3 separate regions of the Homo sapiens genome follow, and regions 1 and 2 are each linked to region 3. A link is a loop called in an ENCODE intact Hi-C map of the cell type or tissue named here. Cell type or tissue: A673. All regions are shown on one strand. Links, peaks and the distances in the headings refer to the core of each region. The heading gives the core; the rest is flanking DNA. Region 1 has its middle 81 kb from the start of TMEM260. Region 2 overlaps LOC124903324 (a long non-coding RNA gene). Region 3 holds the start of OTX2 (orthodenticle homeobox 2).

Region 1 (10,677 bases), core at 2,993-7,992, 150 kb before region 3:
GTCTCTACTAAAAATACAAAAATTAGCCAGGCAAGGTGGCAGATGCCTGTAATCCCAGCTACTCCGAAGGCTGAGGCAGAAGAATTGCTTAAACCCGGGAGGCGGAGGCTGCAGTGAGCTATCACGCCACTGCACTCTAGCCTGGGCAACCGAGCAAGACTCCATCTCAAAAAAAAAAAAAAAAAGTAATTTGGCCCTTCATCTTCGGAGGCAAATAAGTTTGGCACCCCTCAAGAAACGAAAATCCCCTTCTGATGTGACCACATAAGCCATGCTGCATGCACTTTGCGCGTTTGATAAAGATATATAGATTACCTATTTCACAGGGTTCGCTTTTACTAGGACAAAACTTTTCTCTTTCACTTGTCCCTTGCTGAACAAATAAATAGTTGATTTAAAGAGCCTAAACCTGGTAAATATGTGAGCTCATTTGTACCAAGAAAATGTGTGAACAAGACTAGAACTTTATTTTATGGGATCCCATGAAATCCCTTAATAATTGTGCTTATATTGTCATGTGAAACGTGACCTGCTTATAATTTGGATACAATAGAGATTCTATTTTCCTATTTTATTATCATGCACCTGGATGAAGCCAACACCTTAACACCTTCATCTCATCTCTTAAAGCTCCCATAGCCATGTGCTATCTCCTGTGGGAAGTCACTGTGACTTCCCTCCCAGGAAGAGGGGACAACTCTAGTTCATATTGCTTGCACAAAGAAGCACTTGGAAGGATGTGGGTCTGGAGGGTTCATTTTGCCCCTAAAAGAGCAAAGAGCAGAAACAGAGTTCTTTCCAGAAGATAGGATTTTTCTGGATTGCACCAGAAGCACTGTATAGTATAGTGATTAGACTCCCAGCTCTGCCACTTCCTCACTGTGTGACTTGGAGTAAGTTTTTAAAGTTCTGTGTGGGCCAAGCACAGTGATTCACACCTGTAATCTCACCACTTTGGGAGGCTGAGATGGAAGGATCGCTTGAGGCCAGGAGTTTGAGACCAGCCTGGGCAACACAGTTGAGACCTCATCTCTACAAAAAATTTTTAAAAATTGCCAAGCATGGTGTCGTGTGCCTGTGGTCCCAGCTACTCAGAAGGCTGAGGCGAGAGGATCGCTTGAACCCGGGAGGTTGAGGCTGCAGTGAGCTGTGTTTGTGCCACTGCACTCCAGCCTGGGGCAATATAGTGAGACCTTATCTCAAATAAATAAATAAATAAATAAAGCTCTGTGTGGCTTAATTTCCTTTTCTGTAGAATGGAAATATAATAGACTACCTCATGGTGCAGCTATAAAAATGAAAAAGGTTAATATTTATAAAGTGTATTGAACAGTGCCTATATAGACCAACTGCAAGTCATGTTGGCTGTTTTCATTAATATGTCAGTAAAAACAGTTCTTCTCTACTTCCTACTCAGTAAAATAAATGTTCAAAGCCTCCTGGTACTTTGCTTGTCTCTCTAGTATGTTTAAAAACGTCTTTACTAAATATGCATCTGGAAAATTTAAATAATTCAAATAAATTACAATGATAATTATAAATATAAAAACGTTATTTAAATTATGTGAATATCTGGGAATTAGAAGAGAGTAACCAAAAAGCACTAAGCAGTTGAAGAAATGAAATCAGTCCCATTAATAAGAAAAACACATCTCAATCTGTGCACACGCATGCACACACACAAGTAAAAATCGTGTGCACAATTCATTTTCACGAGACCCCATTACCATGACCGTCCTTCCCTCTTTCTACTGGTTTCCCCAAACCATGGCCCACCTGGAAGCAGGCATCTACATTATCTCCTCTTCTTCCCAAACTTAGATTTTACCATCTATATATTTGATCTTAGTCTATTGTCCCCTGCATTCTACCCCCCAGGGACTTCTCAGAGAACAGTCTCCTACCAGGACAGCTTCTGCAGGCGCTTGGAGGACTGGCGTAGGTCAGAAAGCTTGCAGTCCAGAGCACAGGGGCCCTGCTGGACCTTCAAAACCATCCTGGGGGATAGGGTCATAGATTGCTGAGCTGGGATGAGTGGAGTGGCCAAGAGTATGTTTTGTAAATGAGCACCCCATTTATTCACTTTTTTTTTTACTTTTTTAAAAATAGAGGTGAGGTCTTCTATGTTGCCCCGGCTGGTCATGAACTCCTGGGCTCAAGCAATCCTGTCACCTCAGCCTCCTAAAAGTGTTGGGATTACAGGCATGAGCCACCATGCCCATCCCATTCACTTACGTTTACTACATTTAATAAACATTTTTTGAGCTTCTATAATGTGCCAGGTCTGAATACGACGTTTTCAGAGGGGAACCAGACAAGGGCCCTGTCCCCGACAGAGCTTCCATTCCAGAAGGGGAGAAAGCCAAAATGCCAAACTAAAAATCTGCCCAAGGATCTTTGTTCACCACTACTACATTCTACCCAAACAAGGAATGAAACTTGCTTTCTCATTGTTAAAAGTGTTGCTTACGAAATGTTTACCACCACCCTCTCAACCCAAGTTAACAAGTTTCCCACCTGTTGAGATGTCTGCATTTCATTCTTGGGCTATCTGGAGCTTTGCTGAATCCACAAAGGGCTTCACTGGACCCACAAACGGTCATTAGACCACACTTTTATTTTGGCACATCTCTCCCCACCTTCTTTCCCACACCAACATGAGTAATTCTCTGCTTTCTTTGGCTACCCTTTATCCTTCTGCTGGTCTCAGCAACATTGGATTAAAAAAACATTCATGCTGTCTATCTGTGGCAAAGAAATATTCCCACCTCTCCCACTGCCACCCATAGTAACAGAGAAAGGAGGCGAGAGGTAATAAAAGTGTGTCACCTGCTCTTAAGCTTGGTGCCTAACTCTCCTTAAAGCCACCACGCAAATTTCTAGAGGGATGTTGATCTCATTCAGGCTCTTATCCCACACCCTTGCTTAGCTTCATTGCTACAAAAGCAGGCCCTGCTTCCACAAAGCAATGAAGGGAATCATTGCTTCTGTAGCATTCTTGCCAAAAATATATAATCTCAATTTAATTTTTTTGTTTGTTTGTTTTTGAGATGGAGTCTTACTCTGTTGCCCAGGCTGGAGTGCAATGGGGCAATCTCAGCTGACTGCATACTCCACCTCCCAGGTTCAAGTGATTCTTGTGCCTCAGCCTCCTGAGTAGCTGGGAATACAGGTGCCCGCCACCATGCCCGGCTAATTTTGTATTTTTTGTAGAGACGGGGTTTCACCATGTTAGCCAGGCTGGTCTCAAACTCCTGACCACTCGCCTCAGCCTCCCAAAGTGCTGGGATTACAGGTCTGAGCCACCGCACCCGGCCTTAATTTAATCATGAGAAAACATTTCACAAATCCAAATTGAGAGACTGTCTACAAAATACCTGACCAGGACTCTTCAAACATGTTAAGGTTATGAAAGACAAGGAAAGACAAGAGAGTGTCCTGAATTTAAGGAAACTAAAGAGACATGACAGCTATGTGCAGTGTGGGATCCTGGATTCAATCCTAGGACAGAAAAATACTATTACTATTATTAGACAAAGTCTCACTCTGCCACCCAGGCTGGAGTGCAATGGTATGATCTCAGCTCACCGCAACCTCCGCCTCCCAGGTTCAAGCGATTCTCCTGCCTCAGCCTCCCAAGTAGCTGGAATTACAGGCATGTGCCACCATGCCCAGCTAATTTTGTATTTTTAGTAGAGACAGGGTTTCTCCATGTTGGCCAGGCTGGTCTTGAACTCCCGACCTCAGTTGATCCGCCCACCTCAGCCTCCCAAAGTGCTGGGATTACAGGCATGAGCCATCACGCCCAACAAAAAATACTATTATTAGAAATAGTGGTGAAATCTGAATTTAAATCTATAGTGTGGTTAATAGTAAGTATTGCACTAATGTCCCAGCTTCTTGGTTTTGATCATTATGTAAGATATTAAGGTGAGTGAAGTTGGATGAAGGGTAGACAGGAACTTTCTGAACTATTGTTGCAACTTTTCTGTAATTCTAAAACTATTTAGGAATAAAAGAGGGTTTTTGTTTTTTGGTTTTTGTTTTTTTTTTTTTTTAGTTTTAAAAGCAAGGCACTCCTTTTCCCCCTTTACTCCTTGTCATTCTTTGTTAACTACTGCTTTAGGCCTCAAGACAAACAATAGATAGGACAGTGGTCTTTATGACTTGGGTGCACCAATGATCAAAGAGACACAATCCCTAAGGCCAAAGGCCACAGGCCTGCCACCAGCCTAGTCGTTAGGGTAGGTAGCTCTCGACCCTGGGCCTGAGCCTCTTCCTAGTAGCTGTCTAGGTGGACCTGGGTGAGAACTGGGCAGCCCCAGGGAGCCTGAAGCTCTGTTTTCAGCACCTTGGGAGGCTCCGGAGAGGCCGATGGGATTAAATTCCCCTCAAAGCCACTGGGCTCACACCCAGCTTGAAGACAGCAGGATCTAGTCGGGGATTATTCTTCCAGTCCGGGTTTCTCTCTTCAGGCAGCCACTACGGAGAAGAGGGAGTGGAGGCGAAGCACCCTTAATACCCTCATTCTTTCAAAAGATGAGTCAGGTTTTTGTAGCTTCATTAGCATTTGCAGATAAAAATACATTTTAAGTGGCATTATGCTAAGTAATTATTCTTAGAAGATGTGAAATTAAACACATTTTACTCAGCATGAAATTATTCCTGCCACGTACTGAGTTTTGTGACAGCTTGAGAGTTTGGACAGTGGGTTGCAAGAAGGGGAGAAGCAATCTATGTACTTAAAAAAAAAACCCAAAATATTTTACCAAAGGTAAGTCCTTGTAGCGAAATGATTTGGCTGGATGGAATATTAAACCTGCTACTATAAATTTCACGCCTTGCATTCCTAAAGCAGATGCAGAGTGATGATGCCAAAAATTAATTGGAAATAATGCGACTTGCCTTGTGTACTCTATCCAGTAGAGGGCATAGCAGATAAGCATTGTGTGTGTTGGTGACTTAGCAACTGATAAGGCTTGTTTGTAATTGCTTCTGTAAAGATATGTAGCAGCATGCTTGGATGCTTATTTACATTTAGGAATGTGGTTCGGAATAGGAGGTGTAGATTTATAACTTTGGTTTTGTCTGTCAATACGTGGGAGACTTTTGGTTGTTGCAAGCATTATATTTACCAATGCGCAATGTTAAATTGCTGGATTTAATTGTTACAGTACAGTGAATTATTCTATTATTTCTTACTTTTTTATCCCAAGGAAAATTCAAACTTTCCAGGCTTAAGGGCAGGATAAAATGGCTCTGAGCATGTCAACGTCTCAAGAGCACATTATTTTCTTATTGGATTGTATTAACTTTACAGATGGAAATTTGAAGGAGAATTAGAAGGCTTAGAGATGGGGAATTTGGAGAAGAAAAGAATAATGTCCTAAGATTTCTGGAGGGGCTAACTGGTAAGTCATTTTGAAAGCTGCTGATGCTAATTCTCATAGCAAAAGACATAGCAGATCCTAAAATTATCAGGAATGAGGCATGAGGCACAGAATTGCTAAGAAGGAAGTGAATCTTGTGTCACACTAAGAATTGCCAAAGGATTATTCAGGTTCTGTCTCTGTCTCGCTCTCTCTTCTCTACCTGTTACAATTGGCACAGATTTTTCTTATGTAAACTCTTAATAGTGCACCTGTCCACAAGCTGGGTGAAGGGTGTTTGGCAGTTCCACTTAGTTTAAAAACCAAACACAGTCTCCTGCCTCAAATACACACATTTGTTCTGAAGGGACAGCAACATGACATATGTAAACAAACATTCATCCATAGGCACTCTGGTTTGCAGCTGAAGGAAAAGCTGGAGGCGGGAGTGGGGACACAACATAATAAAACCAAACAGACAACCATGCTAAAGAAAAAGGCACCAGCCTCCCTCCCACTACTGCCCAGGTGTCAGGTGGCTGCAGGAGGCAACCACAGACTGTCCTGTCCACGCTGGAGGATCCAACCCTGGGCCAGGTACCAGCCTAGTGGGTCTGGAATCCTGGTGGTCGCCACCCCTCCTCCTCCTAGACTCTGCCTCTCCTCTGGAATTCTTCCCCACAATTGTGGATGCTTCCATAGGATCTGAGGTGAGAGGCGTGGGAAAATGAAAAAGGGGAGAAACCACAAAGCCTGCTTCTGGGTAGGGAACCAGGAATGCCCTCGGTGGTGGAGCAGGAGACTTGCTTTTCACTCTGTGCCCTTGTTAGCTCTGAATTTTGTACCATGAGCAAGTGTTACCCAATCTTAAAATGGATAGACAGACAGGTAGTTGGTGAAAGAAAGAAAAAGCAAGAAAGAAGGAAGGAAGGGAGGGAAGGAGGAAAGGAGGGAGGGAGGGAGGGAGGGAGGGAAAGAGGGAAGGGAGGAAGGGAGGGAAGGAAGGAATTAAAAAAGGGAAAATTGTAGTGAAACAGGACCTGGCCTAAAGGAATGACTAGCCAATTCCTAGACTTGTTCTCATGGTCAGCCTCTCCCTGCCATGTGAGTGAGTTTCCCCTCTTGTCATAGAGGAATAATTGTCCTTTCTCACAGGCATATGTTCTATTGCAGATTTTGTTATCTTTTCTCCTTTGAAACTTGAGTTTGTTGTTTATATGACACTGTTACTTTACAAATGGCCTTCTCCCGTCCACACATGTGTATGTGGGGGTGGAGTGGGAGTCCTTACTCCTGTGAGAAGGGGGAGAAAGAGGCAGAGAATGGAGAGAGGCTATTCATCATTAGAAAGGTTGTGACAGAAGAATTAGACCTTCGGGATTATAAGTTTAGGTCTCAGGGTGAGTTCAAGTTTAGTGTGAAAGTTAGGGCCCCCAGAGGTCTGCCTTTCATTCACTCCTCAAAATCTGATTGCTGTTACTGCCACAGAAAGTTGTACATGCATCCCAAGTGGCAAGAGCCATGATTTGGCTTCTACATAGCTGCAGCTATCAAGAGAAAGTCTAAATCTTGTCTGTCTTCTCAGATAGCTACTTTTCTTGTCTAAACATCTTTCCGCCAGAAGCTATATTTAATATTGCAAACAACTACTCCCGTGGTATATAGGTCATGGATTTATTGCCAAGAACAGGATCCATTCCACCTAGTTTAAGCATTAAATGGCTGACAGAATTATGAGGAGGGTGAAGAGACAGGCTCTAGGTTTAACCTTCCCAAAGATGACTCTCAAAACTTCTCTGCAGAGCCCGGCCACCAACAGAACTGCGGCCTTTCGCAACCAGGAAGCTCCCTAACAAGATGGGAAGCTACTGCTTTTGTCCCAAACTCCAGAACCATGACACCCCTGCTATATCTCAGAAGCCACCGTGGTCAGGAAGTTACTGCAACTGCTACAACCAGAACCACCCCTGTGCCCACTAGAATCCACACAAATTAAATGGCTTCCCCAACACTGCCTTTCAACACACACACAAAGCTACTGATTAGACACAGGGAAACTATCTCCGACTAGGCTTGCCCGCAAAAACAATAGAAAATGTAGGCTGTGTCTCACTGCCACCTTCTGAATCCCACATGAGTGTATCTGAATGGCCGAACTACGCTCACATCCAGAACCCTCAGTGCAAGGGCATTTGGGAAGCACAGTTTTAATTGTCCAGCCTCTGCAGTACACAAAACATTCTAGAAGGCAGTTGCATTGGCCGGGCACCCTGGCTACGCCTGTAATCCCAGCACTTTGGGAGGCCAACGCGGGCGGATCAGCTGAGGTTGGGAGTTCGAGACCAGCCTGACCAAGATGGAGAAACCCCCGTCTCTACTAAAAATACAAAATTAGCCAGGCGTGGTGGCACATGCCTGTAATCCCAGCTACTCAGGAAGACTGAGGCAGGAGAATCGCTTGAACCCAGGAGGCGGAGGTTGGGGTGAGCCAAGATCGCGCTGTTGCCCACCAGTCTGAGCAACAAGAGCAAAACTCTGTCTCAAAAAAAAAGCAGTTGCATTAAATGTTGAGCATCGATACACTGTATTTGTCACTCTTTAACAATTACAGAAATGAAAACATGGGTTTTATTTTGAAAAAGCATATTTACAAACTGTACACAAGAGTAAATTTTTTTTAACCAAAAACAAATGCACATTCAGAAGTGGGTAAATTAGTAATGCAGGAATTTTCAACAAGGGTTTATGGGTACTGAGATCAACCCAAAATAATGAGGGTTAAGAATTATATATTTCTGGCCGGGCATGGTGGCTCAAGCCTGTAATCTCAGCACTTTGGGAGGCTGAGGCAGCAGGAAGATCATCTGAGATCAGGAGTTTGAGACCAGCCTGGCCAACATGTATCTATTTATGTGACATCCAAAGCACACTAATCAGTACATTGATTAGAACATGAGGAAGAGCAAAAGATAGCCAGTTTTACCCAATAATGACATGAAAGCTAGGTGAAGACTTCTCTGAAGACTAGAACTGAGAAGGGAAACTATTATTTCATCAATAGAATGGGTTAAAGATGCAGCGTGATCTTGCCAGTCTGCAGGAATTGGATCTGCATGCATGAGCAGTTGGAATCAGCATACTTCCAAAAAGATCAGAAGGCCTTCGTGTAGAAAAGTAATGCAAAACAGAAACCACAACATCTTCTGTTCTTTTTCGTCATTTGAGAAGCCATTCTAGGACTACTTGGGTGTGAGTGGAAGCACATCCTTGGGACACTGCCCAAAGGCAGAGTAGGAAGTATGAGAACTGGGACAGTTATTTGTGCTACAAGAAAAGAGCAGCTTACAATAACAATTTCTGGGAATTCAAAATCAAATGACCGGGGAGACTCCAAGACACACTCTTCCAAGGCTCTCAGAAGCTGGATGAGCACTTATAAAGAAAAGCATTCCCTATGACCAAAACACAGAGATCACTGATTACAACAGAGACAGGGGGTGCAAAGGAGCAGAAAGACACGGCAGAAATTATCCTGCGGGGAACCCTCCCAAAGCCTCATGTAGTTCGTGATGGAAGTCAGAAGTCCAACTGAGAAGCAGAGCATGAAACAGGGGTCTGGGTCCTGGTGGCGGTGCAGAGTGCAGTTCCCTGATGTCCCCCCGCATCAAGGTCAATCCCGTTGTGCCTCGAGGGGAAGCAGAACCAATTGTTTGAAAGCTTTGAGTTACTTATGACTTTCAGCATAGACATGAACTGTTTTAATATTTTCATTTATTTACGTATTTCACATTTTTAAAAAGTATCTGGCATGTGTCAAGTAATATGAAAAACAGGAAACTTTAAGGGGTTTATACTTTTATGAGGACCTAAGATAGGTAAAGGAGCAATTGCATTATAAGGTGTACTTGCTCTTATAAGGGAAACATAGAGGGTTGTACGGGAAACCTATCTAGACTCAGAGTGGAGGATGTCAAAGAAAGCTGGCTGGCAGAGCGGACTAACTGAGCTGCAGGGAGGAGGAGAGTTAGCAGGAGAGGGCAGATGACTGGGGAGTGCTAGAGTAGGAGGGGAAAGAGGATTCGGGAACAGGGATGAGCAAGTGCAAAGCCTTGAAGGGGAGAGAGGACAGCACGTTCAAGGAATTTATAAAGTAATTCTGAGTGGTTGAAATGCAGAATTTAGGACAGGTGTGGTGGCTCACACCTGCAATCCCAGCTCTTGGGAAAGATGAGGTGGGAGGATCGCTTGAGGACAGGAGTTTGAGACCAGCCTGAGCAACACGGTGGGACCCCCACCACTACCCCACCCCAGCCCCCACTCCCTGTCTCTGAAAAAAGAAAAAGAAAAAAACTAGCTGGGTGTGGTGGTGCAAGCCTGTAGTCCCAGCTACTCCAGAGGCTGAAGTGGGAAGATTGCTTAAGCCCGGGAGTTTGAGGGCACAGTGAGCTATGATCGCACTACTGCACTCCAGCCTGGGTGACGGAGCAAAACCTGTCTCAAAAAAAAAAAAAAAAGTGCAGGATTTGAGTGGAAGTGGCAAGAAATGAGGCTAGTGAAGCATAAACCAGCTGATAACGATCTTGAGAGCCACAGTACAGAGTTGGGTTTTATCTGGAGGACAGTGGGAAACTAGGGGAAGGACTTTAAGCTGGAGAGTGATACCACGTAAACTTTGAATGACCGTGGTGACAGCAATGTGGAGAATAGACCGGGTTGGGGTGGGGCACGATGGGAAGAAAAGAACCCAGTCAGAGGTGGTTGCACTTACACCGGGTGATGATGTGGCCTGAACTAGGTCGATAACAGTGGGGAGAAAGAAAAATGAACATATTCTAGAAACCAAACCCTGAACAGACTCTTAACACTGCCCGGCCATCCTGGCAAGCATGACTTCTCACTCTCCAAGACAAACATCCCAAGCTTTCTTCTCTCCACACTTCAGCTCCCACTCCTCCACCTCTTAGCTATCTAATGTAGTTGAGAAAATAGAAGCCTTTAGAGAGGATTTCCCTTTTCCCTTATATCATACCTGTCTGCTTCTGTGTCTATCTTCCCCTCTTCCGCTCCTGAACCACCGCCTTCTCAAGGACTCTCTCTGTTCCTTCAGTTCTCTCCTCTTCTGTATCCTTTCGTCGCTCTCCCTCTCTCTCTCTTTCTCCATATCACACACCCTGGTGTTCTCCATCTGGAGAGACGCTTTTCCTTACACTTCAGCCGTTTCCTATTATACCCTATTAAGCCTTCATACCCTGGGGCTGCCTCTTTCCCAGCTCACCTGGGTTCATTCTACTCCTTGCGCCTACACTTC
Region 2 (10,677 bases), core at 2,450-7,449, 230 kb after region 3:
GGATGTCTATTACACATTTGAGAGGAGAGGTTGAATAGATAGATATATAGACATACAACTCTGGAAATTAGAGCCAGACATAAGTTGGGAGTCATCAGTAAATAGATATTTAAGTTAAGAAAGAAGTTATAATATAAGGAAAGTTCTTCAGATCTTAAAACTTACACAGCTGCAACATTTATGTGTATTACTAGTATAGGTACTGTCTGAAAGATCATTGTTACAGAAAAGATAGTAAAGAAACTAATGCAATAAAAGCGTATCAGGCTGGCACGGTGGCTTACACCTGTAATCCCAGCACTTTGGGAGGCCAAAGTGGGTGGGTCATTTGAGGTCAGGAGTTTGAAACCAGCCTGGCCAACATGGTGAAACCCAGTCTCTACTAAAAATACAAAAATTAGCCAGGCGTGATGATGGGCACCTGTCATCCCAGCTACTCAGGAGGCTGAGGCAGGAGAATCGCTTGAGCCCAGGAGGCCGAGGTTGCGGTGAGCAGAGATCGCACCACTGCACTCCAGCCTGGGCGACAGAGCGAAATTCCAAAAAAAAAAAAAAAAAAAAAGAAAGAAAGAAAGAGCATATCAGTTGGAGTAGATTATTCAAACAAACAATGGAGGTTGGGAAAATGAGAATATGCGGGGGATGGACAGTGGTGGTGGAATCCAATCAGATCTTTATGTTAAATGATGGACAAAAAATTCAACATAGGCGAAGGAATTGAAAGTAAAATATGAAAACAAAACCCCAAAATTGTTGAAGGAATTATGGGCAAATATTTACACTGATCTTGAGATGGGGAAGGACTTATTAAATGTTAACGCCATGGAACAAATCACAAAGAAGAATAATAGATACTATTTTTAATAGATGACATAAACATTTAAAACTTCAGAACATTAAAAAGTCATAAATAAAATTTTTAAAATGACAAACTGGCAAAATATATTTGAAATATAATGGATAAATGATGAATATTACATCATTATAATTTATTAAGAAAAGTAGGTTTGCAGCTGCAGCACATCAAAGTTACCGATTTTTTATGATGTTTGGTGGCTATGAGACTATAGAAGCATATGAAGATGATCTTTATAGGGACGAGTTATCTAGTGAACTGAGTGTTGATAGTGAGGTGGAATTTCAACTCTATAGCCGAATTTATTATGCCCAAGATCTTGATGATGTCATCAGGGAGGAAGAACATGAAAAAAAGAACTCTGGGAATTTGGAATCTTCGAGTAGTAAACCAAATCAGAAGAAGCTAATTGTCCTTTCAGATAGTGAGGTCATCCAGCTGTCAGATGGGTCAGAGGTCATCACTGTCTGATGAAGATAGTATTTATAGATGTAAAGGAAAGAATGTTAGAGCTCAAGCACAAGAAAATACCCATGGTCCTTCTGCTTTTCTTCAATCTAATGAGCTGTTTGATAAGAAATGCAAGAGTGATATTGAAGAGAGATCAGGTGTAATCCAAGAGGCCATGATTATAGAGGTCAGTTCAAGTGCAGAGGAAGAGAGCACCATTTCAGAAGGCAATAATGTGGAAAGCTGGATGCTACTGGGATGTGAAATAGATGATAAAGATAATGATATCCTTCTCAACCTTCTGGGATGTGAAAACTCTGTTACTGAAGGAGAAGATGGTATAAACTGGTTCATCAGTGACAAAGACATTGAGGCCCAGATAGCTAATAACCAATAACCTGGAAGATGGACCCAGCGATATTATTCAGCCAATGAAAACATTATCTGTAGAAATTGTGACAAACACGGCCATTTATCAAAAAACTGTCCCTTACCATGAAAAGTTCGTTGCTGCTTCCTGTGCTCCTGGAGAGGACACCTCCTGTATTCCTGTCCAGCCCCCCTTTGCAAATACTGTCCTGTGCCTAAGATGTTGGACCACTCATGTCTTTTCAGACATTCTTGGGATAAACAGTGTGACCAATGTCATATGCTAGGCCACTATACAGATGCTTGCACAGAAATCTGGAGGCAATATCACCTCACGACCAAACCCAGACCACCCAAAAAGCCAAAGACCCTTCAAAACCATCAGCCTTAGCATATTGCTGTCACTGCATGCAAAAGGCCATTATGGACACAAGTGTCCAGAAAGAGAAGTGTATGACCTGTCTCCAGTATCTCCATTCATCTGCTACTATGATGACAAATATGAAGTTAAGGAGAGAAAAAAGAGAGTAAAATAAAAAATAAAAGTACTCAAGAAGAGTGGGGATATCCCAGAGCCATCCAAGCTACCTTACATAAAAGCAGCAAATGAGAACCCCCATCATGATATAAAGAAGGGCTGTGCCTCATTAAAAAGCAACAGGTGGCCTCAAGAAAATAAAGAAACACAAAAAGAAATGAAGAATAAGAATAGAAAACTGGGAGAAGCACAGGAAGGCTGACAGACATCGTGAAGTGGATGAGGATTTTCCCTGGGGCCCCAAAACCTACTCTTCTCCTGGCAGTTTTAAAACCCAGAAGCCTTCCAAGCTCCAAGCCCTTTCATCATTCATCGCATTGCCATATATCGAGAGAAGACAAGTCTCCCAAGGAGGGTAAGAAGGGCAAGAGAAGAAAAAGGAGAGATGCTTGGAAGATGATGACAATGATAACTTATTTCTTATTAAGGAGAGGAAAAAAAAGTCTTAAACTGTCAGGCAGCCTCTAATGTGGCTTTCCGTTGTTCATTTGGCCTTTGTGTCCATAACCTTCTGGCAATGTGTTTATTATCTGTGATTAAATAAAGTCAGTTTGGGTTTTGCATTTTTAATTTCAGCCATTCCTAGAGTTGCTGGACATCCATGGAGATCTCAATTATCTATGTCCAACAGGTTATTAGGTAAGAAAGTAGAAAGATAAACCTGGACTTCTCCTGTTCCAATATGTCATCTTTACTCAGAATCCTAGGGCTAGGAAGAAGAACTCATCTTTTCAAGAAAGCTTTTTAAAAATCCTTTGGAAAAAAAACCGCATCAAAGGTAATTCATCCTCAGCATGAGTATGAAATTAAATCCTTGTAGGAAGAGAAATTAACACTAAGAAAAAGTCTTCAGTATTTTTCAACTTTTTTTTTTACATTGAAAAGGACAATAACTATAAATTTACATCCAGCTTTTCTCGCTGCTGAAGTTGTTATCAGAATCTTCCTTTGGACAAAACATCACAAGCTGACTGTAAAAACAAAAGCGCCATCATTGAAGCCCTGAAGAGGCAGGGAATTGGGCTTCAGCAAAATACAGGTAAAGAATCCATCCGGTATAAATATCAGAAGACAGATTTCCTAAAACAAGTGAAAGAGACATCAAAAATTTTAACATAATCACAATGAAATCATTTTTTACCACTTTTACAGTGATGTTTGAAGTGGACTGTCACTCAGATCTGTAGAGATGACTATTACTCAAAAAATTGTTTTGTTCTCTTGTATGTTTTTAACTACCACAAAGCTATATAGAATTTTTGGTACTTGTGGATCTTTTGTACTTCTCATACCCTAATGTCAGAATAAGAAAAATAAAATATCAAATAGGAAAAAAAAGTATTAGCACACTGATAAAAGAATTGACAGAATAAATAAATGGAAAATTCATAGAAGAAAAATACAAATAAATAACAAACATACGAATAACTTTAGTCTCTAGCAATTAATCAAAAACATATAACTGGGCAGAAAAATTTTTTGTATCAAATTAGCAAAAACTATAAAAATTATAATATTCAGTGTTACCAAAGATGTAGAGAAATTAGTACTCACAACACATTTTAGATGGGAAAACTCTCCAGTAGGAGTCTTGAAAATAAATATCAAAAGCTTAAATTTTTTTAGCATCTTTCATTCCAAGGTTTCATTTTTAGGAAAATTAAAATATGCCATTAAAAGTAATGATGTCAATCTGGTATTTTTTAATATGAAAAGATGTCCAAAATAGATTACTAAGAGCAAAAAGGGTTCAAAACAGAGTATACTGTGGTTCCTGTTTTGTTCCAATATGCTGTCTGAAAGAAAGATCAAAATGAATACATTGAAACCATAGAAATGATTATCTTTTGGTGGAAAAATTGGGGGTGATTTTATTTCAAATTTATACTTTACATATGCCAAATTTTCTGTAGTGGACACATTTCCTAATTATAAAACATTTCAGTTATAAATTCAATATAGTACTATGTAGGATATTTCTATTAGAAAAGTTTACTAAGATAGTTTGAGATTCAAAATAATGGTTGATGAAATGTAATATTATAATTGAAATTCATTCATGATAAAAAAATGGATCTATGAAAAGATCATCAAAGAATATGGAAGCCATGAGGTGAAAAATTGATGGGGAATGTTGTAATTGATATATCAGTTTGGCAACACCTGGGCCCCTGGATTAGTTTTAGCACCACTAAAAGTAGAACAATCAGACATTAAGACATTATGTGTCTTGCACTGTGATACAATAGGATGTACCTGGCACTACCAATGAATATTCTTGAAGAAAGAAAGACAGGAAGGAAGGAAGGAAGGAGGGAAGGAAGGAAAGAGGGAAGGAAGGAAAGGAAGGAAAGGAAGGAAGGAAGAAAGGAAGGAAGGAAGGAAGGAAGGAAGGAAGGAAGGAAGGAAGGAAGGAAGGAAGGAAGGGGGAACCTAAATGGATGTCCAGCAACTCTAGGAATGGCTGAAATTAAAAATGCAAAACCCAAACTGACTTTATTTAATCATAAATAATAAACACATTGCCAGAAGGTTATGGACGCAAAGGCCAAATGAACAACGGAAAGCCACATTAGAGGCTGCCTGACAGTTTAAGACTTTTTTTTCCTCTCCTTAATAAGAAATAAGTTATCATTGTCATCATCTTCCAAGCATCTCTCCTTTTTCTTCTCTTGCCCTTCTTACCCTCCTTGGGAGACTTGTCTTCTCTTGATATATGGTAATGCGATGAATGATGAAAGGGCTTGGAAGGCTTCTGGGTTTTAAAACTGCCAGGAGAAGAGTAGGTTTTGGGGCCCCAGGGAAAATCCTCATCCACTTCACGATGTCTGTCAGCCTTCCTGTGCTTCTCCCAGTTTTCTATTCTTGTTCTTCATTTCTTTTTGTGTTTTCTTTATTTTGCTGGGATTACAGGCGTGAGCCTGCGCCCGGTTGAATCAGGAGCATTTGTAAGGCTGCATTCCTCTTCCAGGATACTGCATGTCTAAATCCAACAAGATGTTCTTTGAGATCTCTGAATTGGGAGGCTGTAAGCTAACCTCGCATTTTCTGTTACACAACTAGCTCAGCACACTTGCTCTGCACCTTTGCTGCCCACTAGAATAAAAGTGTCATGAGGATAGGGCCCAGGCTTGTCAGAGTCACCCTCATGACCCCACCCCCTGCTACAATGCCTGGCACATAGTAAGTGCTCAATGAATACTATTTGACTAATTGATGTAGTACCTTTTTGTTACAAAATGATTTCCCAATCCCCTCTACCCTATTCTTAATATAAAGATTTGTGTTTTTTTACTGAGAAATGGCAAATAAAGGCTTTGGACCCCCTGAAGATTAAATACTAAAATCCCCATAACAATTTTTTTGGTGGTGTTCTTATGGGACTGCATGAATTCGAAGGACGTTTATAATGCCTCATAATGCTCTAGGAAGTGAGCCAAGAACTCCACCATCACTAGGAGTTTCAAAACCTTGAGAACTTTTCTCCCGGTGTGTTTAAGAGTATGCAGGCTCATTCTGCGCAAGAAATGTACTGGCTTACGTTGACATTTTTGTCTTTCCCTACCTCCCCACTAAGTACCACGGCAGTTTCTTTTCAGGGTCATACACGATTCCAGCAGCCTTTTTGGTGAGTGGAAGATAGCCCTACATGCTTCCCCCAGCTCACACGGCTCTAATAAGAGACAATCCCCGCAACACAGTACAGTTTCCCAGCAGGATAAAAACTAGTTTCTAAAAGGTAATATTTCTCTCTTGAGAAAGCATAGTTTGTAACTCTGGCACTATCAAATTTCCAGGTCATCTTTGCTTGCTGGGAAAAAGAATCCTTATGAAGAGAAGTTGCTCCCTGGAGGGAGAAGAAGGCAACAATTGCCCCCTGAACCGACCCAGTGTCCTGGAAGGATGGCTACAATGGACCCCAGGGAGGCCGCCAAGCTGTTGGTCAAAGGAGGCATGGGTGACCATAGAAGGGAAGATCCCTTAAATGGAATGACTTGCGTGGCCCCTCAGGAAAGCTCTCACAAACCGACCAACGCGGTCACCAACCATGCTCTGATCATTTTCAAGTTGTTGAAGTTGCTCAGCGGATTAATAGGATATTGCACTGGCTTTCTCAAATGCACACACACAGAATCACTTAATGCCATTTTCAAGGACAAAAAAAAAAAAGAGAGAGAGAGAGAGAGAGATCCAAAAGCCCTGCAAGTGAATAGAAAATAATAACAGCATAAAACAGACCCATCCTCCTCACCACCAAGCAGCGCTCCCCCACCAACCAAACAGCCAGCTCATGTCTCCTGTCTGTCCAGCAGGGAGAACACGTGATCTCCCACGGCATCTGCCTTGTACACTGTAAACCCTCTTCTGTCCCATTTCTTCTTCGTTGGGTCACCTCAGAAATAGAGAAGGGGGCTGTGCTAAGGAAAGTCCAGCTGAAAGTGCACACCCAATTTCCAGCCTCATTCTAGGCCAGAGAACACAACAAGGCAACTTCTTTGTGACCTCTGGAGTTTACCTTAATTTTTCAAAAGTCTAACTAGATCTAGTAAAGGGAGGGGGAAAAAAGTACTTGATGTAGAATTGCCTCCTGGATGCCTGATTCAGGTAGAGGTTTACAACATAATTATTTGGTCATATTTACCTAATGTCTTACCTGCTCTATTATCTGTTTTTTCAGATGTGTGCTGTTTTTGATTTTTAATTGCTCTTATTTACCAAATGTCTTATTCATTATATTATCTGGTTTTTCAGATGTGTCCCCTTTTTTATTTCACTGTAAAGAGAGCCTGGCCTAGCACAACTGGCGACTCGCTTAGTAACCCAAGAACTGTCAAGCACCCTGTCCAGGTTGAGCTCAGAGATTTCATAGCTGTGACTGATGTTTCTTTTTATCTTATAAAAAGCAATGCTTTTTATAAGAACTAAATAGCTTGGCTTCAAAGGGAAAGTTTAAATACTGACAATTTTTGTGTAGCAAATGCCTTCAAATGTTCAAAAAGATTGTTTCTAAGGTATCCCCATCATTTTCTAAAAACAAACAAGCAAACACACAAACCTTCAGGATCTTTTGTAATTTAAAGAAGTTACATTAGTGCTTACATTTCCAAAAATACCCATATGGATAAATATAGTCTAGTGTGTCCATGGGAAAAGTTAACAAGGGAAACATATTTCCAAAAAATACAAAGTCAGTGACAGACTGAATGAATATAATATACTTGATAGTGTTTTGGATGTTCTATTTTATGTCTTGCCATTCTTTTTTTTTCACTCAAATACTAGACAGAAAAAATATTTTGGTATTTCTATTCTCTTCTAAGAAAGTCTAGGCTGCTTTACTTGCGGCCAAGCACAAAGTTAACTAGAATCCTTTAATAATATAGCTCACTGTATAGATTCAGATAAGCTATGGGAAAAATCATGTCCAACAAAAGATCATAACGACATAGAGAAAATACCTGTAGCAGAGCATATTCCTGTTTTTCTTTTTCTATCCAAACCAATGTTTAGAAGGAAGTGCATTATGTTCCCTCTTAAAGATTTTCCTTTCCTTCCTTTCCTTTCTTTTCCTTTTCCCTCTTAAAGCTTTTCTTCCTATCCTTTGTTTGACCGACGACATTATTCCTTGAGTTTTAATCAGCACTCACAAACTATATATACTGTCTCAGTCAGTTCAGTCAGTGTAATGCCATAGACTAGTTGGCTTAGCAAACATTTATTTCTCACAGTTCTGAAGCTGGAAGTCCAAGTCCAACATCAGACTGCCAGCCTATGCCCCTACACGGCCTTCCTTGGTGCATGCATATAGGGGAAGTCATAGCTTTTCTTCTCTTTTTAAAAAATTTTTATTGTGGCTGGGTATAGTGGCTCATGTCTTATAATGCCAGCACTTTGGGAGTCTGAGGTGGGAGGATCACTTGAGCTCAGGAGTTCAAGACTAGCCTGGGCAACACAGTGAGACCCATCTTTACAAAATATTTTTAAAAATTAGCTGGGCGTGGTGACATGTGCCTGTGGTCCCAGCTACTAGAGAGACTGAAGCAGAAGGATCTCTTGAGCCTGGGAGGCTGAAGCTTCAATAAGCCACGATTGAGCCACTACACTCTAGCCTGGGCAACAGAGCAAGACTCCATCTCAAAAAATAAACATGAAAGAGTATCATCTTTTTAATTGACAAATAATGATTGCATCTATTTATGGAGTAAATGTGATGTTTTGATACATGAATACATTGTGGCAGGATGTATATTCAAATCAGGCTAATTAACACATCTATCACCTCAAATATTTATCATTCCTTTGTGGTAAGAACATTTAACATTTTCTCTTTTAGCTATTTTGAAATATACAATACATTATTATTAACTATACTCTTTATGCTGCTCAATAGAACACAAGAATTTAGTCCTCCTATCTAACTGAAACTTTGTACTCTTTTCCTCTTTTTATAACTACATTAACCCATCATGAGGACTTTACCCTCAGGAACTCATCTTACCCTGATTACCTCCCAAAGGCCTGACTTCCAAATACCATCACATTGGAGGCTAGGGTTTCAACATATGAATTGGAGGGGGCTGGACATAAACATCCAGCCCATAGCATATACAATCAGTTTATAGGTCCTTACAGTATAGATTCGTTAGGCTATTTTATGAACTCTCAACTATAAGTTCTCTGTGTGTGTATGTGTGTGTGTATCCAAATTACCAAAGGGTTCTTTTAAATTTCTCTGTCTCAAAACTATTTAAGAACTGACTGTTCTTGCAGCCACAACTATTAAGAAATAGCTTCATACATCCAATTTAACAAGGTGATGGTCTATGTGGTTATATTACATATTACAGGTGGATCATAAACTATTCTAAGGGTTTAAAATTTTTTCTTTTAACTTTGAGGCCTGACGTAACCCAGGAGGACCCACAGAAACCAGATGTCTACACACTCTCACATGTTCATATTTAACTCACTTCAACAAATATTCACTGAGGCTAGGTCCTGGGGTTCAAAGATGAGTAGGACACAGTTCTTCTTCAAAAAGCTCATAATCTGGGCAGAAATCAGTAAACAGATAGCCAACTGTTTTTTAATGTAATAAGTATACAGCTATCAATATGAAAGAAAGGATCTGTGGGTACACGAGAAAAATTGATCCCCGGAAAATGTGTGGCAAGATGGTGGGTTTGCTTTATCCATTGCTTCCCAATATTCAGCTTTACCGCTGGGTGGGATTGTGAGGAACTGACCACCCCCGCGGGGAGGGGGTAAGTTCCAGGGTAGGTTCCACAGGTAAGTCCCCATAAGTATAAGCCCTTCTGCACAAACCAAGACCTTTTCAAATGATTAGTTAAAAAATGGACTTTGTCTACTAGGGACTGATTCAAGGAACCTAATTTGGTCCAGCCAGAGGGAAATCTGGGACTTATGTTTGAAAGATGCCCTATCTCTCCCACTCCAATTTCTTTCTATTATGAGACTTCTTAGTCTCTTTTTCCAGTCCACCCTTCTCCCAGACCTTTCAGTGTCTGAGGGATCCATGGCTCAGTCTTTGGTCTTCTTTTCTGCTCCTTGGTGATTCCTTCAGTCTTGCGACTTTAATATTATGTGTCTGCTTTCAAATCTGAAATAGATATTGCCCGTCTAGATTTCTTTTCCAAATGCAGACTCCTAGAGCCCTCTACTCACTTAACAGCTACCCCAGGATGTCTAACAGGCTTCTAAAATTTAACGTGTCCAAAACTCAAGTCTGGATCTTCCTCCCAAACCTGTTCCTACCCACAGCCTTCCCCATCTCAGATAGTGGCTTAGGCAGAAATGCTTGGAGTGATTCTTGACTCTTCTGTCCTCTCTTTCATCCAGTCTGTCAACAAATCCTGTTAGCACTACGTTCAAACTTTTCCAAAATCCTACCATGTCTATCACCTCCACAGCAACCACCCCAGCCCAGCCACTATCACCTCTTCCCTGGATTATTGAAAGAGCCTCCTGAGTGGTTTCTCAGATACCACTCTCACTCCCCTACAGTCCCTTTTCAACACAGCAGCCAGAGAGATCCTCTTACACTTGGAGTTGTATCATTTACTCTTGGGCTCAATGCCCTGCTGATGAAAAGCCCTTGCCCTGGGCTCATAAATTTGGGCCTCTATTGCTTCCCTGATCTAATCTCCCACTACTACTCCTTCACTCATTCCACCCCAGCTACACTGGCCTCCCTGGCTGTTCAGACGTGCTGGATGCTCCTGTCTGGGACCTTTGTGCTGGTTGTTTCCTCTGGCTGCAATACCCTTCCCACAGCTATTCATGCATCTCACTCTGTCATATCCTCATGTCTGCTCAAATGCCACTTTCTTGGTGAAGCCTTTCTTGACCACCGTCTATAAATTGCAACTGACCCCTTCTTATGTTATCAATCTTCTGTACTCTGAACTGTTTTTCTTTTTTCATTGACTTTATCATCATTAAA
Region 3 (10,677 bases), core at 2,522-7,521:
AGTCCATACCCGAAGTGGTCAGACTCAGCCCATTGACTGCGTAAGGCGGTTGCTTAAGATAAGACATCATGCTAAGGTTGTTTGGAGGTGCAAAGTCGGCCCAAATCGGGGGTACCCAGCTGGAAGATCTTGATGCGCCCGGGGTGGACAGGTTCAGAGTCCTTGGTGGGTGGGTTTGGAGCAGTGGAACTAAGGGCAAAGCAAACAAACAAACAGAGGGGCTGGTTTACTGCTTCGGAGGCAGCAGCTCTTCCACGTTCCAGCACTAACTTAAAAAGAGCACGGACTAGGCGAGGCAGAGGCTTTTAAAGGACTTGCAGACACTCCCCCCACCCCCATCCCCACCCCCACCCCCAGCTGCTCTGGAACTAGAGGGGATGGAAGGAGACCAGATAAACCTGTCTTCCCCACCCCCACCCTAAACTTAAAAAAAAAAAAAAAGTACCCGAAGAAAGCAATTACAATCTGCCTTCCCCAAGAACAAAAACCCGTGCCTTCAAATGCACACATTGCATTCCTATCCCTACATTTGCATAGGACTCATTGGCTGGCACTAGCTAATTGTCTCAAACAAAACTTGATTGGGGCCATTTGCAGAGACAAAGAACTCTTTGGCTAAATAAATAATGCTGATAACAAAGCCCATTGGTGAGAAACAAAGAAACAATTCAAGAAATCTACCTCTCCCCAGACTGTTGCCTTTCCATGGCAGAGATTTTAATTATCTTAGCTTTTTACCACTTTCAACTGCTGCGAACCTAAAATGTCAGTGCGTTTAACATCTAAAATACCAACTCACTAAACCACAAACTTGGAAAAACCGCTCAACCACTATTATTCCACATTTGAAGTCATTTCCGGTAATCATTTTCACCTAATTAGTAGTCTGGGTAATTAGATTTCGAGGTAAGTAACAGATTTATTAGGGTTTTGGAGAATCTTGATTATATGTGTCTAAGGAACGAAAGCTAAACAAACAAGTATTTAACTTTTAATAGACACCCATCAAATATTTAAGCATATTCCAAAAAAGTCTTCAAGATTGGCACAGGGCTTGCCAGAAATTGTGAAGTAAAGTTAGAATCCCACCAATCAGATAATGACGGGACCCCACATTTGTAGTGCAAGCTGCTTCCATGTTGATTTTGATGTGTGGAGGCTGCAGATCCTGCGGGAGGCAAATTTTCAGACATTTGGGTCCTCGGCAGCTGCAGCAGAGTTTCCTGTTAACTCTAACTGCCTTTTGCACATTTTAGTTTTGAAGAAAGTAGATACACAAACACCCAAAGTTGTGAAACTAGTAGAATTTCTCCCTACCTTTCAAGTTTCCTACAATCCTATAAGAAAAAGAGCTCAAGGGGGAAAAGAAAGGAAGAAAAAGAAAAGTTATTTACTTTCTTCAGCTGAGCTCCCCGCCTCCACCCCAGCAAAGAGATTCAAAGTAGATGTTAATATAGACTGGCAGTTTGCAAGTCTGGCCTTTATTTTCCTAAAATGTGGCACTTATATGCAAGGATCTCTACTTTGAAACTTTGACACCATGAGAGATTGCTTCAAAATGGCGGATACAAGATAAAGGTCTCACTGACTTTAAAGGACTCCGGGTTTTCATATTTACGTTGCTTAAGACAGCAAGGCACAAAAGTCCATAAATGAAACTTAGTAACTGCAACTTCTTTCTGATTTAAATTCAGAGCACAAAAGTCATGCTTTTCTACCCTAAGATCTAACTTAATATAATTTTATAAATGTCTTTCTTGGAGGAGTTTGTATTATCCTCAGTACAACTAATTTAGTTGCCCCTACAATACAGACTTTATGTTTTTGTATTGTCTTTTCTTTTCAAAATGCTGTTCTTTGGAGGCTGCGAAAATAAACAAAAATCTCCAGCTTAGAGGCTGTTTAAACACATATGCGACAGCTTTAAAATACAGTTGTATATGTGTTTAAACAGCCTCTAAACTGGAGATTGGAGATTTTTTGTTTAATCGTACTACCTTGCAAAATTCTGAACTACAGTGCTATAGAGAATCGTAAAATCATATCAGATGTACCCTTGAGAAATATGGAAATGTTCTTACATGTAGAGCTCTCACCCAATTAGAAATGCCTGACACATCATACAATAAAGTAGCACATTCCAACATAAAAAGCCAGTAACACACAGAAAGCACCAGGGCCGAGATCCTTCCAGGGGCTCCTTTGCCCTTACCATTGCAAAATGGCTAAAATTCTCAAAATAGACTATTTTCACTTTTGCTCCTGGATCCACCTTTAAAAGGAAAAGAGGAAAACCAAAACCCAAAACTAAGAGATTCTCTCCACAACCGGCCTAGGTATGCACTCTGCATAGAAGGCATGGGCCCTTCAATCTAACTTTCAAAGCTCTTTTCCTCTCGAAGCAGGGTCCAGAACGGGGAAAAGAAATAACTTTTGAAAAATCCACGCCTCACTATGACTGCTCACGAGGTGGCCTCTGGAGAACTCATACCTAGAAGCTGACCGCGGTCGCGCGGCGAGTTCCGGCAGCCGGTCGGCGACCGCACCTCCGGGCGCGAGTGCCTGGGTCCCGCGTTCCTGCCCGGCAGCCCCGCAGCCCCGCAGCCCCGCAGCCCCGCAGCCCCGCAGGCCTGGCGCCCGAGGTCCCGCTCCACTGCCCGCGCCCCCCGCGCAGCCTTATATCTAACGGTCAATTCGTGCAATCTGTCGCTTCTCCCTCCCCCACGCCTTGTTTTTTTTTTCTTCCAAGAAGCCCATCTACCAGTTGCTGTGTCCTCGCTCAACAATAATTACCTCGTCCGAGAATTAATTATAATAAATGTTTTCTTGATAAACTAACGAGATAATCCGAGGGGCACACGTCCCTTAATTACAGGCCGCCATGCTCCTCTCTGCTTCTCGTCCGGGCTGATTAATTTTCTGCATGATGGAAAGGAAACAAAACTACGCGGACTGGCGACTGGCCTGCGGCTGGGAAGACGACGAAGAGGAGGAAAGAAAGAAAAAGGAGACGTGTGGGCACCGCGGAAAACGGCCGGCGCTGGCCTCTCTCCGGCGAACTCGAGTGAAAGTTTCTGGCCTCGGGGAATCAAATAACTCTGCCACCCGCGAGGGAGGGAGGAAGAAACGTGCCAAAAGGGTTGGCCTTGACTATTAATTATCGTTGGGAGAAAGCCCCGGTGTTAGCGCTGAGGTCTGGGTGTCTACCTTACTCTGGGGGGAGGAGTTCCCTCTCCTACTCCCCTCTGTTGCTAATAACTTTTGGTGCCTGTAAAAAGTCCCGAGCTGAGCAGGAGAAATCCTGACCCCGAAGCTCTAGGATGGAGGGGAGAATTTCTAGGAGCGACTTCCCCGTCCCCTCCCCAAGCAATCCACCACCGCAGGGTCGGCGCCGCTCGGCCTTCGCTCCCCGCGCACCAGTTCTATCTGTGAAGGAAGCAAAAGCCAACTCGGTGGAATCCTGACAGGGGACTTGGGTTTCCAAAAATATGTCCCGAAATCGGGCATCGATTTCAAGAGTCACTTGAACGCAACAACGCGAAGACTTCTTGGGAGTTTGCAGAGCGACCCGTCGCCCGCGCCCGGCGCTGGCAGGGACCTTCGGATGGTTCTTACTGGGCCGATCCATGGCACAGGCTGGGCCTCGGCGAACCCCTCGGCCCCCGCCCGGCCCCGAGCCACGACACCTCATTGTCCTGGAGCCTGGGAAGGGGGTGCGCGAGCGCGCGGGCGAGCCCTGCCTCTCCCCGCCAGAGAACAGCTGAGGGGCCGCGGTCCCAGCGGGAGGATTCCGGTCCCTGGCCCGGCCGCGGCCTTGGGCGGAGCAGGGGCCACTAGCTGCCACTTCTGCCCGCCCCAGGTGCGCGCGGAGGGCTACGTGGGGCGGGCCGCGACCCGGCAAAGTCATGTTGAAAAAACACTCTTCACGTTCGCTCGGCCTGGTGACCAGGGTCGGGGACCACGACAACCGGGGGTTGGGAGGCTGCGTAATTACAACCCAGGGTGGTTTGGATTTTGGGGGGTGGTGGATATTTAAAAACAAAAAGGAGATCTGGAAGCTTTTGGGAGAAACAGACAACCGAGCTGTGCTAGGCTGAGGGAGAGGAGGCCAAAGAGAGCGAGCAGTGAGCGCCGGGGCGGACGAGAAGCCAGCGCTCCCAGCCTCCTCGGTTATCCGCTCCGGTTTCCGCTCACGTTCAACAGGGGCCGACAGGGGCTCGAGCGGCGGCCCCCGGCCCAGGCCGACCCGCAAGCGAACCGAGCTTCCGGCGCGCGGGCCCAAGGAGGCGCCTGGCTTTTTATTATTGTTGTTTCAATCCATCCATCTAGTTACATCTGCATCTTTTTGTCTCGGACTCTAAAAAGGTCCCTGGGATCCATCCAAACGACCCCAACCAAATCTGGGGGCCAAAACGCAAAGATCGCGGGAGAAGCCCAGAACGGCGTTGACATAAAAACAAAACCACAAACAAAACCTTCCAAAACACCCCAGATTACATTCGCAGCGTTTCGACGACGTTTTGCAGAAGCGACGACCCCCAGGAGCACGCTCTCTGCCTCTCTCCCACTACCGCTCTCATCTCTAGATCACATTTTTCTTTTTGCAACGATCGTTATTACACCTCAAAATTTGTAAGAGAAAAAATACATCCGCCTACAGAACTCCACGTTCGCAGAGGGGCATCGGTCGGTCTATTGGAGGTACTGGGGTGATGGCCGACAGACACGGGGACACGTAGATATGGATATAGACAAGACAGACGGACACTTACCTTACAGCCTCATGGGAGGTTAGAAAAAGTCAAATATCCTTTAAATTCCAAATAGCCAGCTATCCTAAAAGAAATCAAGAGTATTGAGTTAGAAACCTTGCAGTCTTCACCCTTCCATGAAAAGTCAAACACAACCAAAAAAAATTTTTTTTAAAGAACGAAAATGAGGAAGGCGGCTAGAGTTCTAAACACGCGTGGGCCCCTCTGCAATACATACAAAGTAGATGTGGCGAGTGAGGGCTGCTCTAGCAATTTTTATTTTTAATCACAGTGGAGGCTGTGTTGGAGCTGAGGCCGGTCCCGCTCTCAGGGAGATTTGCTGAGAAAGCGCCTCTCTGGCAACTTTTTGACGCAAACTCTCCAACCAATGGCAGGGAGAGAATGATTGACACATCTAAGCCAGAGGGAAAATAATAAAAACACACAACAGGGGGAGGAAAACAGGCCGCTGCTGCACGGGGGGACGAGCAGGCAACAAATCCAGGCCTCCGACATTACCAGAATGTTCTTTAAAGACACTGGGCTTTGCTTAAAATATACATTATGGGCCGGAGCATGTGAACTAATTGTATAATTAAAATGATGGACAGGGAGTTCTTCTCTTACCCTCTTTTCCCCTGCTTCCTTTACTCCGAAATTTCCTTTCCTCTCTTTTTTTTTTTTTTTTTTTTGTTGTTGTTGTTTTTAGGGAAGGGAAGAAAGGAAACCCATGCAATGTAAGATGGAAGATAAAAATATTTAAGTAAATGCTGGAGAATGGCGGGTTAGGGAGTGACTGGGTTATCACATTCAACCCCAGCAATAAGTGTGTGGATGACAGGCAGAAAGCAAGTCAGACTGAAACTCAAAAACACCACTATGCCGTCTCAGACAGGGCCAGAGCACGCTGACGGCCAGAAAGGGTAAAGGAGGGAGGCCTGGGAGTGCGATGTGGGCATGTAGGGAAAACAGAGAGAGAAAGATACACAAGTCCAAGAACAAACTATTTTCTAAAACTCAGTGTCTTCTCTATTCCCTACGCCCTTATAAATATCCTTACACATATAAATAAATGATCCCCGAGTGAGAGACCCCGGCTTCTGGTAGGTTCCTGGGGTTTTTTGGAATTGAGAAGCCCACGACAGACTGCAGGGAACACGAACCCCGGAATCTAATCTCAGGGCCCATTTAGGAGAAGTAGCTGGGACCACATCGGGCCTCGAGGATGCGAGTGTGAGGTCGACAAGATATCGTGGAAGAGAGCGAACGAGGGAGGCCCCCGTTGGAAACAGTTTCTGTGTTAGAACAAACGCCACCAAACGACCGACACTGCGAGGCCTGGAGCTACCTGGGCTGGCGCCGCCCGAGCCCCGGGCTGCGAGCCCAGAGGCTGGGAAGTGATGGGACCTGGGGGCCCGAGCCGGAGAGTGCGACCCCCAGCCCAACTTTTTTGCCTGGCATAGAAAGCAGGGACCGGACAGGTTTCAAACGGATCCGAGTCCCTAGAAAAGCAAAAACAGACTGGGCGGAGTGTGGGGTGGGGGGTGGCTAGTGGAACTGGTGAGTGTGTGTGAATAAGCTGGGTGGGGGTGGGAGCAGAAGACAGCTCTTGCTTCACAACACCCAGTGCAGGAAAAGAAAAATAAAATCTCTTCCTAAATACCCCACCCCCCGCCACCCACCCACCACCAACTACCATCACCACCACGGCCAGTGGGCCCAAAGAAACAGCTCGCTGCCTTTAATTTGGGGACCTATGTTAATGAAGTTGGTAATTAATTCGTCGCTTTGTTGTCGGTTCTTATACTGTATGTGTACTCAAATGTGGCCGTCCTTGGGATTTACAGCAATTAACGAATTACGGGAGTGCGCACGAGGCAGCAAGCTCTCGGCAGCCGGGCTCCGGCTCGGGCTCGGCCTGGGGCTGGGGACTCCGCGGCAGCGGCCCCTGTCACAGGTGTCCCTAGAGCTTTGGGCCCTGGCGGCCCCTCGAGCCCCCGAGGGGCCCGGAGCCCGCCCAGCTCCTTCCCGGCCCTCTGCAGCAGCTCCAGTCCGGAGACCCGCTGGCTGTCGCGTTCCCAGGAGTCAAGAGTTTCTAGGGGCCCGGGCGGGGGGGAGGGTGAGTACCGACCTTTTTTCTCACCCCACCCCCACTGTACTGAAACACCTGGCGGCCGCCCCCGAAGCCTTTAATGGGGATGGTGGTGAGGAGGGGGTAACAAATGCCCCGGGCGTTATGACCCTCGTGGCGCTGGCTGTCGGAGGCACTGGTTGGGTGCGCTTGGTCAGAGTCATGATGCTTTCGATGAAGGAAAGGCAAATCCACCTCGATCACCTGAAGCAGAGTCTCCTTCCTACCCCTAGAAAAGACAACGTTTCCCCCAGTTTGATCACAATGATGTTTAAAGCATAAAAGAGCCGAAAAAGAAAAATGGACGTTGTGAATCTGGCAGAGGGGAAGGCCGGAGGAAGGCCTTGGGGACAGTGGGCATGGGGTGGGATGGAGAATGATCAGAACATGCGCTTGTGAGCTAAACCAAGTAAACCATTTTGGACTGGGAGATCCATCTGCCGTAGGGTCCAGTGTCCAGGGTAACCTTTCAAGCCCGATGTAGAGGTTTGCGATGTCCTCCCAGATGGCGGGGGCAGCTGAATCTCCCTAAAAATCCCCCTGTTCTATTCGACAGGGGCAGATTTATGCATGGTGGGGCGTGAGAGGGTTTTGCCCTTCCAGCGGCCGGCAGCAGACAGCTCCCGCTTCTCCTTTGCCCTCTAGTCTAATAACTTCGCAGAAATACAGGGCCAATAAACTACGAGTTGGAAATGGACAGTGTTAAATAAACAAGGGTCTCTTTAAAATTCTCATCCACTTCAGATGTCTAAAGTAAGATTGTGATGATTTTGTCACGGTTTGGTAAATTTACCCCTTTAAGAGGCTTTCATAAATCCCAGAACACACCTTCAGCCAGATTTGAATATAGATTTAGGTTTTAAAACCCAGAAGCTGGAAACACCGCTTTATCAAAGAGAATTTCCCTTTAGCTTAGCAATGTGCTGAAGCTCTTAAAAGATTGGATCTGAGAGAGAGAGACAGAGAGGAGAAAGAGAACTAGAGACAGAGAGAGGCAGACAAGGAAGGGGGGGGGGGGTGAAAGACTTTCTTTTTCTTTCTAGAGGAATTCTGCCCAGACTCTGCAGCAGTTGGTAGCAGGCAAGCTTTCTCCTGGGTGTCGCCTTGAAAAGTTGCAAAATTGCTCTTCACCTGTAAGAACATGCTCTTTATCTTCCAGTCTCTTCTTGTCAATTTGGAAATTGCAGACTGCCCGGCTCAGGTACAGTCCCCACAAACCCTATTCTAGGTCAGGACAAAAGCCACTGGCTTTGGGGGAAGGGGGCTGGGCTCTTTTACTGAAAACCTTAGATGCTTGGTGGGAGAAAAAGACTCTTTGGATGAAAAGTCTAACTCTTGATTTTCAGTAAGTTCTTGAACTTCCAATTTACCTAGTATCTGTTCATTGTATTTCTGTGTTTAACTTTTTTTCTGTGTCCTGTGTCGTTAACATTTTTTTTCTATGAATCTGACTTATGGTAGCATGCTTTGTGTTTTTAAATAATTTTCATTAAAAAGTGGATGGTTTTTAATTGCCACTTGTACAATTATTTTGCTACGCATATGAGATATAAGCATTCAGAAGCTAAATTAAGAAAGCCAATACGAAGGGAATCAAATTATTTGTCAGAGCTTGTGTGCAGTTTCTAGAATATGTCTAATATGCATATTTTGAAATCAAGATTCATGTGTGGCACTAACTAGGCTCAATTTCTCCACCGCACAAGCCAGGCCAGTTTAAAATATTCCAAACTTTCCTCCAAGTTTATTAACTTTGGTGGGGGGAGTGGGGGAGGGGGAGGGGAGAGAAGACATCCCGGGATTCTTCCAGGCTAATTAAAAAAGAAGAACAAAACCCATATTCCGTGAGAACATAGCCTTTTGGGGGAAAGGAGCCAGTTAGACTTCCTTAACACTGAATTCAGAAATATGAACATTAATTTCCAATCTTTTCAGCAATTCACTGGACAGTGAGGGACTACATTTTGCCTTAGAAGCACCATAATACCTAGAAAGAAGTCATTTTTTCATTAGGTTTTTAGATATATCTTTATTATAAACTTTGAGGAGATTAACCTTAATTTTTTTAACAAGGATTTAAGACTGGAAATGCAGACAAAATTTAGGGGAAAAAATAAGGCAACAGATCACTTATAAATTAAGCTTGGGTCTCTCACTCCCTGCATTGCGGTTGCCTCAAAAAAGAGGGTAAGGGAGAAAGAAACAACTTCAAAGATAGGATTGGGCTGTCTCGATAAAAGAGTAGGGAGGCAAACTCCAAATGCGAAAAAGAGGAAAAGAGGACCATGTTGTTCCGGAATGAAACGGATTAAGATTGTGTGACAAGTGCGAGATGTGGTGCTGTGAGACATTTATGAGCGGAGTGTGAGCCGGGAGCTGTGCCTCTGTCCCTGAGAGTGTGGGGACCAAGGGTGTGTGCAGAGCAAGGTTAGGGTGAGGGATAGGAAGGGCATGTGTGGATGTGAGACAGAGAGAAGTGTGAGGCAGAGTGTGTGTGTGTGTGTGTGTGTGTGTGTGTGTTAGAAGGGTGTGGACGGGAATGTGGATGGATTGATGAAGGGTGGTAGCTGTCAGTTTACATAATTTTCATCTCCTGGTCCTGAAGTTTCCTTGAAATCAATTCTACTGCAGGCAGCAGCCTTGAGCTTACAGAGCTGATATAAAACAACCATTACAGTCCAATATCTTGCCTGTTTGCAAACTTCATTTAAAACTGGGGAAAAAAAAGACCCAGGAATGGTTTTGTAAGAAAGGAAAAAAGAAGAAAAGAAAACCACAGTGAAGCTTTAAACTAGTTTGGATAAATCTCTAATCTTTTATTTGTAACCTTTTACAAGCTTTATTTCCCGTATATGAAAAGCTTCTTTTATATGGGCACGACAGACTTTTCCTTTGGATTTTTAATTAGAGTCCATCAATTGTAGCCATATTTAAGAATCAATATAAAGTAATCCTTCGAGATGGGATAAGGTTTTAATCGAAAATCTAATTTCCCACTCTTTGCAGATCATTTTAAGAGGCTGGTTGATAAAAAAAAAAAAAAGAGTTCAATTTTTAAAAGACATAACACCTAAAACCTGGAAAAGATCATGTCTACAAGAAACCAACTGATGTTGCCTTACAAAGAAAAAGTCTGGCTGTTGTTGGGAACTTTTTTTTTTTTCTACTTGGAAGAATTTGACTTATTTTTCTCTCAAACAATATTCCCTAATGTGGCTCCTATGAGAGTATTCACATTGAATGGAGAAAGAAAAAGACAGACATTGTTTGTCTGAAACAGTATTTCATATGCAAAAGATAGCAACCTTAATTTTTTATTAACAAAGAAAACATAAATCTTGACAGATCCCCTTCACTACATGCTCCCAAATTCTCAAGATTAGAGAATAAATAACACATACTTTTTCTTTTTTGTGCATGAATGCAAACTTTCCATTTTCGGATTCAGGAATGAATATTTCTGTCCAATTTTAAAACTTCAAAATTAGAATTTTGCAATTTTTAATTTTTTTGCAACAATGGAAAAGTTGCTTATCTCAAAGGCATAGAATTTTAAACAGTTCTACCAGGGTCACTGGCTTTCAGTTTGTCTTAAAAGAGAAAAGAAAAGAAAATGAAAGCAAGGAAGAAAGGAAATAAACAAACAAAAAAATGAAAACTAATTGTAGGTGCACAGTCCAGACCGTTTGTGCTGCTGAACGATTAATCTGAGATATTTGTTCAAAGGCCGAACATTATATAAATGTGCATAGTGCATTTCCAACATTCACCGCTTAGTTTAAGATCTGCAAATCA

The links. A loop is a pair of places that touch in the nucleus more often than their neighbours do. Peaks named below come from ENCODE experiments on the same cell type or tissue, not always from the same donor. Only the 100,000 strongest peaks of a DNase experiment are listed, where the experiment ranks them.
Region 1: it touches region 3 in a loop (2.4-fold over the local background); 1 of 110 quality-filtered maps calls a loop at or near these places.
Region 2: it touches region 3 in a loop (4-fold over the local background); 1 of 110 quality-filtered maps calls a loop at or near these places.

The regions. Positions count from the first base shown.
Region 1 is chr14:56,655,219-56,665,895 of GRCh38, forward strand. It overlaps a transcript of TMEM260 not described here. Among named protein-coding and RNA genes, the nearest start is that of TMEM260, 81 kb to the left of the region's middle. In A673, for the core only: a CTCF peak has its summit at 4,917 (motif pointing right); DNase peaks (open chromatin) are centred at 4,463 and 4,923; H3K4me3 peaks cover 1,036 bases; H3K27ac peaks cover 2,256 bases.
Region 2 is chr14:57,039,843-57,050,519 of GRCh38, forward strand. All of the region lies in intron 1 of LOC124903324 (a long non-coding RNA gene), which reads right to left. It also overlaps the pseudogene LOC440180. Among named protein-coding and RNA genes, the nearest start is that of EXOC5, 220 kb to the right of the region's middle. In A673, for the core only: no CTCF peak of the experiment used is centred there; DNase peaks (open chromatin) are centred at 4,569, 4,949, 5,279 and 5,649; H3K27ac peaks cover 4,662 bases.
Region 3 is chr14:56,805,387-56,816,063 of GRCh38, forward strand. It overlaps OTX2 (orthodenticle homeobox 2), which reads right to left and starts at 5,093. Exons shown (of 5, transcript NM_021728.4): 1 at 4,990-5,093; 2 at 4,773-4,836; 3 at 1-189. The coding sequence starts at 70. OTX2-AS1 (OTX2 antisense RNA 1) reads left to right here and starts at 7,772. Exons shown (of 4, transcript NR_029385.2): 1 at 7,772-8,083. RefSeq lists enhancers at 96-934, 6,473-7,365. In A673, for the core only: no CTCF peak of the experiment used is centred there; DNase peaks (open chromatin) are centred at 3,175, 5,135, 6,425, 6,585 and 2 weaker places; H3K4me3 peaks cover 4,789 bases; H3K27ac peaks cover 5,000 bases.